Regions from separate parts of the Homo sapiens genome. Here all the other regions are linked to region 2. Evidence: chromatin contacts called from ENCODE Hi-C data. All regions are on one chromosome and are shown on one strand. The core of a region is the stretch at or near the end of the contact, and the rest is flanking DNA. Distances in the headings are between cores, read along the strand shown. Region 1 overlaps LOC105373712 (a long non-coding RNA gene). Region 2 overlaps GPD2 (glycerol-3-phosphate dehydrogenase 2). Region 3 has its middle 97 kb from the start of GALNT5. Region 4 holds the start of CYTIP (cytohesin 1 interacting protein).

What was found. Hi-C counts contacts between places; a loop is a spot of excess contacts on that map. Pooled maps may share reads with other maps.
Region 1: a map with no recorded cell type shows a loop between it and region 2 (4-fold over the local background). The contact joins two enhancer-like sites. A Hi-C loop is called at or near these places in 8 of 37 single-sample maps with no recorded cell type and 4 of 50 pooled maps.
Region 3: a loop to region 2 is called in a map with no recorded cell type, with 3 times the contacts of the local background. The contact joins two enhancer-like sites. A Hi-C loop is called at or near these places in 2 of 37 single-sample maps with no recorded cell type and 4 of 50 pooled maps.
Region 4: a loop to region 2 is called in a pooled map, with 2.9 times the contacts of the local background. The contact joins the promoter of CYTIP here to the enhancer-like site in region 2. A Hi-C loop is called at or near these places in 2 of 37 single-sample maps with no recorded cell type and 2 of 50 pooled maps.

Annotation. Positions count from the first base shown.
Region 1 is chr2:157,467,723-157,470,422 of GRCh38, reverse strand. The region is part of intron 3 of LOC105373712 (a long non-coding RNA gene); the gene reads left to right. Among named protein-coding and RNA genes, the nearest start is that of CYTIP, 25 kb to the right of the region's middle. RefSeq lists an enhancer at 1,063-1,282. Within about 2 kb of position 1,347, at least 8 of the 41 ENCODE cell types and tissues checked have a DNase peak (open chromatin) inside an H3K27ac peak, as active enhancers do.
Region 2 is chr2:156,536,935-156,539,634 of GRCh38, reverse strand. The region is part of intron 6 of GPD2 (glycerol-3-phosphate dehydrogenase 2); the gene reads right to left. Among named protein-coding and RNA genes, the nearest start is that of GPD2, 100 kb to the right of the region's middle. RefSeq lists an enhancer at 925-984. Within about 2 kb of position 1,439, at least 2 of the 41 ENCODE cell types and tissues checked have a DNase peak (open chromatin) inside an H3K27ac peak, as active enhancers do.
Region 3 is chr2:157,159,027-157,161,726 of GRCh38, reverse strand. No RefSeq gene overlaps it. Among named protein-coding and RNA genes, the nearest start is that of GALNT5, 97 kb to the left of the region's middle. Within about 2 kb of position 1,426, at least 2 of the 41 ENCODE cell types and tissues checked have a DNase peak (open chromatin) inside an H3K27ac peak, as active enhancers do.
Region 4 is chr2:157,442,816-157,445,515 of GRCh38, reverse strand. CYTIP (cytohesin 1 interacting protein) reads left to right here and starts at 1,427. Exons shown (of 8, transcript NM_004288.5): 1 at 1,427-1,669. The coding sequence starts at 1,496. RefSeq lists enhancers at 1,577-1,626, 1,667-1,766.

The DNA of each region.
Region 1 (2,700 bases), core at 98-2,597, 930 kb before region 2:
CAGTGCCTTTTCTGTTGAAGCAGTCTGTGTGCTAATTACTTGTGATAAAAGGGTGCTTACAAGATATCAACAAGAGTCCTTGGCTTGTTATCTGAAGATGGTTTCCTTTTCCAAAATGAGGGGGAAATGGTCTGGAAGACCTGGAGCTGACTATGTTTTATCAACATGAGTTGACTATGTAAATCCTATGTACAGCTTGTTTGCTGGTGATTTAAACCAGCGTTTAAAAGTCCTGGATAACGGTTGTCACAGAATTCTTGTAGGTGATTTTTTTCCTCTTTCAAGAACTTCATATAGAGTTAATTAGGAACTCTTCATGCCCTTATACAATTCAATTTAACGTATCACTAAGAACTTCAAGTATGTAATTTGTATAGCCCACTCTTCATATTCATTAAAATTCACATACACATTTGTTCATATTCACTGCACAGTGATGGAATCAGAGAGGTTTTGTTATTTAGTCACTCTCTTGGTTTATTTAATCTCACTGAGTTTATGCCAAAAGGGATTTAAAGTGGCTAAATTAATAAAATTCAACAAAGTATTCCTGACCACACAGCATTTCTCTATTTTTTGGAAGGTTTTTCCTTCTAAAAAATTGTGGAGGTAAAGAGTTTTCTTATATTTTGAGTAGGTGAAATCATCCTCAAGTTGAAGAAAAGAAAACAAAAATTTTTTCCTGAAATGCCAGAAATTTGCATGGGGTAAAACACCTGGTTCGTAAGAAAAAAAAAAATCAAGCCCAGACATCCTTACCAAGCTGAAACAATATTTCATGTTTCTAAGATACTTGGGTGAGTTAAACCAAACAGGAAGCAGCAACAGAAGTCCCTGAATCAGAGAGGAACTGATCATTACTCATTTGACTTTGCAAGCAGAATGATGACACCATTACCCTGAAATCTAAAAAACTTAAAATAACTCCTTGTCAATTATGAAAATACTTACGGTTATGGTCTTCTGTCACGTAATCTCATGGGCAATTTCAACTTCTCCCTATCCCTTAGACTACTCCAACCCTTCATACTTCTAGAACTAGATCATGTTTTTGCAAACTTTTTAGAACATGGAACACTTTGGGGGAGAAGAAGGCTGAATCACCCCACTCGATCTTTTAAGTGACTTAGCCCACCCTAAATAACTTGAATGCGAAACCTACACAGGAAAACAAGTGAAAAAATTGGTAATTCTTTTACATAATTGAGATAATGTCTAGTTTCTTAAAATACAGGGAGAAGCTAAACATTAGATGTCAAACTATCGTAAACACAATTTCCTCGGCCACCTATGGATGACAGTCATCTGTAATACACAGACAACTTGTCACGCCCAGTGAACACCCTGAAGAAGGAGAAGCAGAATGGGGAAGTGGGATGGAGGTTTTAATTTCATGGTCTTTTGTGTTTTGGAAAATGTAAGTCAATGTGGCATTTGCAGAAGTTATCACATTGTTACAGAGCCAAATTACACCTTCCCTTGCCATTGTATCTAAAATGCTGGCTCCTTTTTATTCTTTGATATAAGGAGAACAAAAGGTATTTCTCCTTAAAGTAACAGTCAAATTTTGCCACTTGGGGCCCTGTGTTCATATGCCATGCCAGTGCTCAGCAGCTCCAGGTTTCTTAGATATTTTTATTAATTTTTATTGAGTGCTTACTATTGTGTCAGGTAGTCCTACAGAACTTTAATTTCCACAAAAATCCTATGAGGTTGGCACTGTTTTTTACATAGATGTGAAACTGAGACACAGAGATAAAATGCAGCTTTTCCCAACAACTTGGTTGCCTACTGTTCTCAAGGGGTATCTAACGTGTAGTACTCATGGGGTGCCTATAGGACTTGTTTAGCCTTTTTTCTCTTATTTTACCATTATTTTGAAACTTTAAACTGTTTTTGAAGTTATGAAGTAAGTACGTGTATAAAACCAGGATTAGAACATACAAAGAGACAAATAAAAAGAAGTCTTCCTTCCCTAACAACCCAGGACTACTCCACAGAGGTAACTATTTTTAATTTTATGTATTAGAAATTTTCTATGCCTAAACTAGATATGCATATGCATACACATTCATTTTTATGTATGGATCAATTAAGGTACATGTGTCGTACCTTGACATGGTTGACGCATCTGTGAACATGCTTGTCTCCCTGAATTCACTGTAAATTCTGAAGTCATACTATGTGTACCATTCTGGTTATCTGCTGTTAAGTAACAAATGATCCCAACACTTAGTGGCTGAAATTAACATTTATTTTGCCCACAGACCTGCAGTTTGAACAGGTCTTTGCTGGAAAACCTCATCTTTGCTACACTCAAGATCAGCTGGGGTGGTGCAGGGATTAAGGGCTGGAATCATATGAAGGCTCAGTTGCTCACATGTGTGGTGTTTGATGCTGGCTTTCAGTTAAGTCCACAGGTGACCCTGCGGCTAGAACACCTTCACGTGGTCTTTCCATGGAGCTGCTTGGCTTTCTCAGAGTATGGTGGCTGGGTTCCCATCAGACGCCCATCAGAGCAGGGCCTGAACAACTGGTATCATTGATGTTGGCCCTCTGACGTTGAAACTAGGCCTGTAACACCAGCTGAGGTCTGCTGTTGAAGAACACATCTGAGCAAGCATAGCAAAGTAGGCTGTGCATATGAGAGATGTGGAGACAGGGTGGAAGGTCATACTCATGGATTTGTTTTGGAACTCA
Region 2 (2,700 bases), core at 190-2,689:
ATGTGCCAAGGACCAGCTGGGGAATTCTAACTGGAGGCAGCCTTTTGAGAGAGCCTTTATCTGTTTCATGGTAAGTCTTGTACCTTATCAGATTTCTCTCTTTAATCACAGGAAGATTCCACACCTTATCAAATTGTTATCAAATCAGTCTGACCTGAACCCAATGTCCTGATTGTCTGAAAGGAATGTGTACTAGGGCATTTACATGAAAAGCAGGCTAACTCTTGGCCCCCATCAGAGAGCACTGATGCTGGAGACTCCGAATGTGTGAGTTCAGGACCCAACCAGCCACTAACTCAGGTTCTGGGGACGTCCCTTTCCTCATCAGAGTCTGTTTCATCTATTAAGTAGGTCTAACAACAGCCTCTCTACCAATCCCCTAGAACCGCTGAAATAATCAGATTCCAGCATATGTGAAAGCATTTGTAAACTGCAAAGCATTATAAGAATGAAGCTAATATTGTTAACAGATTGCCTTCTACTACATTTACCTTCCTTCTCCTTTTGTTAAGATAACCTTTTATTTAATACCTCAATCATAAACATTCCTCAGTTATCAGAATAACATCTCTCAGCAACCCAGAATTAATGTTTATTTGGAAACTTTATATGGGGCTTGAGACTCTAAAAGATGAAATGAAAAAGTCAGAATTTAATTATCTTTTTAACTATAAAAGCAAAATATTCAGACTTACTTGACAAAGATATCTTTAACAGATATTGTTTTTTAAGCTATAGTTTAGACCATTTCATTGCTTCTGCTTGAACTCTATAGTTACTAGGCAAAATCCTGATCTTTTTTTTTTTTTTTTTTGAGATGCAGTCTTGCTCTGTTGCACAGGCTGCAGTGCAGTGGCGTGATCTCGGCTCACTGCAAGCTCCCCCTCCTGGATTCACACCATTCTCCTGCCTCAGCCTCCCGAGTAGCTGGGACTACAGGAGCCCGCCACCATGCCCAGCTAATTTTTTTGTATTTTTAGTAGAGACGGGGTTTCACCGTGTTAGCCAGGATGGTCTCAATCTCCTGACCTCGTGATCCACCCACCTTGGCCTCCCAAAGTGCTGGGATTACAGGCGTGAACCACCACACCCAGCCAATCCTGATCTTAATTTGGTTATTCAAATAGGTTTGCCCTACTGGATTTTTTTTTTTTTTTAACAGCAATCTGAGTCATCTGTTTTACATGAATGTTTCACTTCTCATAGGAATGAATAAATTAAGGGCAGGAACTTGGTTCTATCCCCCACCATCTTCTCCAAGAGTTTACCTCCTGCAAGGACAACAATGTATGGCATGTAGGAAGGTGTTAAACTATTTGTTGCCTAAAGTAATAAATTCATGATTCAATAGGCTGTGAGTTGGGCTAGTGCCAATCAATTTACCAGAGCCCGATCACCCTAAGCGAAATAATAAAACAGCTATTCTGAACCTTCACAGGCAAGGTCACATGCTGAGGCAGAAGACTGAGATGCAAATACTGTGAGAATCAACTTAATTTCACTACCTCCTAACAGCTAGTAGAATATCTGATGTCTCTCACATAAAAAGACATGAAAAGAAAGTTTATACACAATATAGTTATCAATAAAATAATGTCAAATTGCAACCACATACATCTAGCACTATGCTAGATGCTATTGCCATATTTTTTAAGCCAACAAATGTGTCAATATAAAACATGTAAACATTTAAAACAAAACTTCCCCTCGGGGGTTTGGGGGAACTACCTACAGATATAATCTCTGCCCTTTGTACTTGAAAAAGACTTTTCTAATATTCTAAACAGTTTGATTCTAATCTGTACTCAATAAATATGTGAGAGTTTCAAAATAAGATAATTCAATAAATAGGCTCTAATCTCATTTCTGATAAACTATTATAAAAATTAAATAGTACCGTAATACAGCTCTTTCACCAAAACAGTTTTAATGAATGTCAAAAATACTCCCTTTGTCTCTGAAATGCTGGACAATGGTGACATGTAGTAAGACTCAAATGTGAAAAATAAACAACAGAAGAAGCACACCCTCATACTTCTAATCATTTCCTATAATTTCAAAATAATAATAAATTTAGAAATTAGACAATGTCACACCAAATTGAAAACGTATGACTTAGTTTTACTTTCAACTATACAAGGCTGGGACATACCACGTCTATTACTAATGTTTTTCCTTCTGTTTTATAATGAATCAAATACCATGCTTTCAGTGAGTGGAGTTTCTTGCCCAGACTCCCAGCAATTTTCAAAGACTTCCTGGAAATGCTCGCCAGTGGTTATTGTCAAAGAAAGATTCTATTAGTTTCTGAGACAGTCAAGGTGCCCTTGCCCTGTTGTAATCACTGACAGCATTCAACCTGCAGGGTCAGCCCCACGCAGTCCCTGAGTCAATCCTAAGTCAATCCTGGCAGCCCCTGGCATTATACAGGGAGCCCCATCCCTCTGGAAACTGTTATCTGCCCATAAACTGTTATCTGTCTTTAAGGAACCCCTACACAAAGGAATCCCTGTGCTCACAGGTGTGCAGTCTCTCCCACTGTAGACGTCAAACAGAAGAGTTCCTGCCCCAATATCTGGTTCTCACTCTGTGCTCCTAGTTGAACTAGAACTCTGCTCATATCTGTTTGCTTAGCCAAAGCTCTGACATTCTGCTTAGCTCTTCCCTCAAGTAATGGTCTCTATCTCTCTTTTCAAGGGG
Region 3 (2,700 bases), core at 177-2,676, 620 kb before region 2:
TGCTAATAAATATTTAACACATACTTATAGGCCTTGAACTGACTGTAGATTTATTTGACATTTTCCTCTCTTGTTGTAATTGAAAGATTTAATCAATTTATTTAAATTCATCCATTGAAATTGTACTGAATACTTGCTGGATACTACACACTGCTATAAGAACAGAGAAGATAAAGTTAAACCTCATAGGTCTCGTAGCCAATCTAGGGAGTCATAGCAGTCAACAAGTGGGAGAAGATTCCTGCTGAGCCAGAGAACCAGTTGGGATAGGCACCATCTGTGAGTAAAGCAACCTTTTTTTCACATCTAATTGTATCCCCTAAGTTTTATGTGGCTAGAAATTACTTGAAAATGATCTTGAATTTTGATCTCATCACAGATTAAGACATTCATGTCAATTTATTTGAATTAGGATGAATAATTAAATTGTAGAGATTTGACTGAAACTACCTAGGAAAATATCTAGAGAAAATATCCCTTAGAGGGAAACTGATGGCTGGCCAGAAATTTCAGAGTCAGCAGCAGAGCCTGGGAATTAGAGGAGAAGAACATATGGCTCTTAGGAGACCTTGATGGTTCAAACACTTGCTGGGTAGTATAGTGGTTATGAGTACAAGCTTCAGAGCCAGACTGCCTGGGTTCAAATGGGGCCTCTGCCATTTAGTAGCTGAGTATCCTCTGGTAAGTTATTTCTATGTGAAAAATAGCACCTATATTAGAGAGTTTTCATAAAGATTAAAATGAGTCTGTAGAGTCACTCCTTGGTATCTGGTGGAGATTGTTCCCAGATACCAAAATATTCAGGACCTCCCTCCCTGGATACCAAAAATCCACAGGTGCTCAAGTTGTTTATATAAAATGGCGTAGTATTTGTATATAACCTAAATACATCCTCCTGTATACATTAAATAATCTCTAGATTACTTATAATACCTAATATAATGTAAATGCTGTGTAGTTATTATACTATATTGGTTTTTAAATTTGTATTGCCTTTTATTATCATACTTTTTTACTGTTTAAAATATTTTTTCAAGTATTTTCAACCTACTGTTGGCCAAACCCGTATATGCGGAATGGAGGCAGAGGGCCAACTGTATGTCTAAAGCACTTATACAAGTTTCAGACATGTATTTGGTTTTCAGTAAGTGTAGCTACTATTAATATCCTTAGGATGAAGAACTGCAGGGCTTTTCTAGAGGAGCTGAGCACATTTATATCTATTGTGCATTGCTATTTGCAGATGAGCAGGAAGCCCAGGAGACCCAGTAGGCAGTAAAAATATTATTTGGTGGCTTAGAGATGAGAGGCAGAGGGAAAGCAGGGCTCGTCCTGGAATGCAATGGCATTGATGGTGCAGGAAATAGCCCAAGGAATCTTGGTGGCATGATGGACTGCCCTTAGGCAGTAACGGGCAGTGATCCAAGCAGAACAGGAAGACCATGACATTGAGTGGAGTGACAAGGGAGACTGCTGCTGAAAAGACGTTAAACAAAAAGGCTGTCTGTCTGAGCAGGTTTACAATCAACCTATTGTAGGAGCACCTGTTGGAGAATCTTCCCCATAGACATTTCCAAGGACATTCTAGAGGAGAGTAAGAAGATCTGTAAAGAGAAGGCAGCAGGGGTTTTGTGTTGGGAAAGTAAGAGGTGCTTTCAAAGCAATAGGTTTGCTTCTTATAATGTGACCTTAAGTGTACCTACAATTTGGTGAGAATTGGGGTTCCTTCAGGTTGTATAAACTACATACTATATAATGTGATATCTAAAGGTCAACTGGGAGCTCAGGGAAGGAACACATTTGGCCTGAACATACTGAAAAGGTTGAAGTGACACATGGAAAAACAACTTTGGGAAAAGTTAAAATAAAATATACTAAGGCTGTGGGTAAGGAGGGAGCTTAATTCATTTTCTTTTTTGCATTCTACTTATGTTAATGCCTTAACTTATAATGGTGCCTCATATTTTGGTTGCTGTATAAGGAAATAATGTTCAAGTGGCCTTTGACGTCTCGTTGCTTACAAACTCAGATTATACTGGCAGAGTCTGTCAATTATTTACATTTATTATGCGTAGTTTATACACTTGATTCTTTCATAAGCAGTGAAAAATTGTATGCACACTAAAAACTCACATATTCATTCTTCAGAGAGCATATTTCCAAATGGTTGTAGCACATCAGAGAAAAATGTCACAAATCAACTATGAAGATTATATATGTATATATATGCTGGCCACTATAATGCAGCAAACTATGTACACAGTAATTAAAGGGAACATAAGGATACACATGTGTGTATGTGTGTATTGTTTTTATACGTGGCCCCTACTCCCATGATGTAAAACAGTGCCAAAGGAACTCGTAGTCCTAGTAAGCTTTCATATCTGTGCCTACTTATACAAGCTACATTTCTGAATTCATTAGTTAATAGTACAGATATATAATAAAATACAGTGTTGAAGTCAGATTCAATCAAATTCACTTCACATTTTGCTGCAATAATTGATCATAGTCCCTAAATCAGAAAGAACTCAGATGTCAGATACTTTAACCTTTCTCCCAATGCACAAAACCTTTCAACAGCATTTCTGAGAGACTACATCTAGTATTTGATTGCCACTTCCATGCCATTGATGTTTTGATACCTTTCTCTAGTTTCTGGTTTGCTTCCAGTCCCTTAAATAACATGTACCAGATTGA
Region 4 (2,700 bases), core at 178-2,677, 910 kb before region 2:
TAATACACACACACACACACACACACACACACACACACCCCACATATACCTGTATACATATCTGTACATATCTATAAATATAGATTTTACGTGAATATCTTTATAATTGATGTATTCTTTAGTTGCCAAGGTATTTACCACTCCCTTTTGCCTTACACATTTATGTTACTTACCTGGCTTCTGAAAACGTATGTGTTTTTAATTCCTGATTTAGACCGTTATATGTTTGTGGTGATATCACTTTGTCCATGTCAAAATTCAATTCCAGTATAATGAGTCATGCTGTGATAGAGTTTTTAAAATCTATAATTGGCTTCAACTTTTGAAGCACTATTAATTCAGATTTTACTATTTATATTTGGCAATTTCTACTTGAGTTGAATTCATCTTCACTTCCAGTACACACACATTTCATTTTAGTTCAAAGATTTGCTAACTCTTTCAAATGCTAGTATTGATCTTCAGAGATTTTAAAAAGCACATTTGACTTTTTGTGCCATATAAAACTTCTCTTTTTGACTTTTGTTTCGATTCTTCCTTTTACTTGCCTCCCCTACTCCTCCACTGAAACCAGTTCTCTCAAAACTACCTGCCCCCAACCTCAGCCAAAGGAAAAAAAAAAAAAGCATCTGTGATCTTGAGTACTTGGTGATGGTGCCCTTGACCCATATGCACATGCAGGGACCAACAGGCAATGTTCTTGGTGCCACCTTGGTTTGCCTGTTACCTTCCTGCCCACTCCTTTCCTCCCCTGGGACCACTTGCTGATGCTGCCGCAAAGTCTCGTCTAAGAAATGGCAACATTGTGCCCTAAATGTGCTGGCTTTCCCTTCCCATTGTACTTTGTAAAGATCATGGGTAATTTTTGTAAGGACAAAGTAGTAAAAGGACAACCAGAAGAATGCTGAATGGTTACAACCTCAGTGGCAGATATAATGTCTTTTTGATGAACATTAATGATCTAGGGTATACTTCAGGGAAAGTACAGTATTACAAGGACTTCGAGAGAGAACATTATGACCGGCACCTGTAATTCTTGCCCATATTCACAAGAACTGAATGTCCTCGTGTGCTGACTTCTGCATTGCATTGCTAATGTTAAGTAAGAGAATGGATGGGAAACAAATGGTAGCACTTGGGGACATTTTTCTTTCTTCTCTAAAGAAAAAAATGGCAAATGGTGGTGTGAATGCAACTTGCCACAGAACATAAAAGCGTAAGAATTCTGGCTGTTTGAGGTGAAAAAATAAGTTGATTTTTCTTTAAATTGTAAAAATTAGCTCCAGGTTCTCTCAGGAGCTTAAAGAAAAAAAGCTTTGAGAAATGGGAGTGAATAGCAAGATAGGGTTTGTGTAACAAGTTCCTCAAACCACAGAGGTCACATGGGCTCTTTCTGCTTTGCTACTTTTGATTACTTGTCACAGTTGTACTTTTAGCTTCCCCCATCCTGCAAGGCCACTCAACCATGTGCTAGCTGGAGTGATCTTTATTCACAATGTCTTTACAAAGGCTCCTGCAACACAGCAGCAATGGCAATTTGGCGGACTTCTGCGCTGGGCCAGCGTATAGCTCTTACTCCACACTCACCGGCAGCCTTACGATGGACGATAATAGAAGGATTCAAATGCTAGCAGACACGGTGGCTACTCTGCCTCGGGGACGAAAGCAGGTATGATTGCTATTTTGTACCCTTTAGAGTGTTCACATTCTCTTGAGGGCAGAGTGATATGTTTGTCTGACTTCATACTAATGGTGATATTTTAGAGGCTTTGGAATTACTGGCTGATTATTATGGGTGAAGGAGGTGAGATGCTCAGGGAGCTAGGTGAACCAGTCCAAAGATTTGAGACCACAATCAAACTTTTTTTTCAAGGCAAAAATTAAGATTGTTTTTCTTATTTGAAGAAGTGCTCAGGTAAAATAAACATCATTAAGCATAAAAAACTTGAAGATGGTTTATATAGATACAACCAGTATGAGAATTAATTCTCTTTTCCCCATTGTGTCTCCACTGATTCTTTCCCTTCCATCCTTACTTGCAGTCCTTGATGGTCATTTCAGTTCATAATCAAATAAGAAATACTTTTTCTGAGGACAAATTTTGTTGACTAATTATCTTCAGCTCTGGGTTGCTGGCACATACCTCAGGCTATTGGAAAGTAAGATTTTTTTTTTTTGGATAGATGAGTGCCAGATTGAATATCAGCTCACCACTTAGTGTCTGTGGGATCTTGAGCAAGCCACTTGCCTCTCTAAGCTTCAGTTTTGTTTTTTCTAAAATGGAGTTAATAATAGAACCACCCTTATTGGGTTCTTATGTTGGTTAAATAAGGAACTGTGCAGTGCCTAACACAGTGACTGGCATTCAGTGTGTGTTTATTAAATGCTAGATTATGCCATTTTAATATTTTTATTGCAAAGTTTGTCTCTAGGGATGAAAACTCATTTGGAAAAATCTATGTCTAACTGAATTTATTTTGATTTTTTCGTTCTTCAATTTCTAACATGTAAAAATTTTTTTTTAACCATAATACCTCTTCAGGATTTTTTTTAAACAACTTGCTCTAAATCCCCAGGTACATATTTGAATTTCGATGTAGCATTTCTACAGAAAATATTTAGAATTGCCCTAGAGCAAGAATTTTTGCGCTTAAGTCTTGCATGTACAATCATGTGCTTCTCGTAAGCCTTCTAAATTCA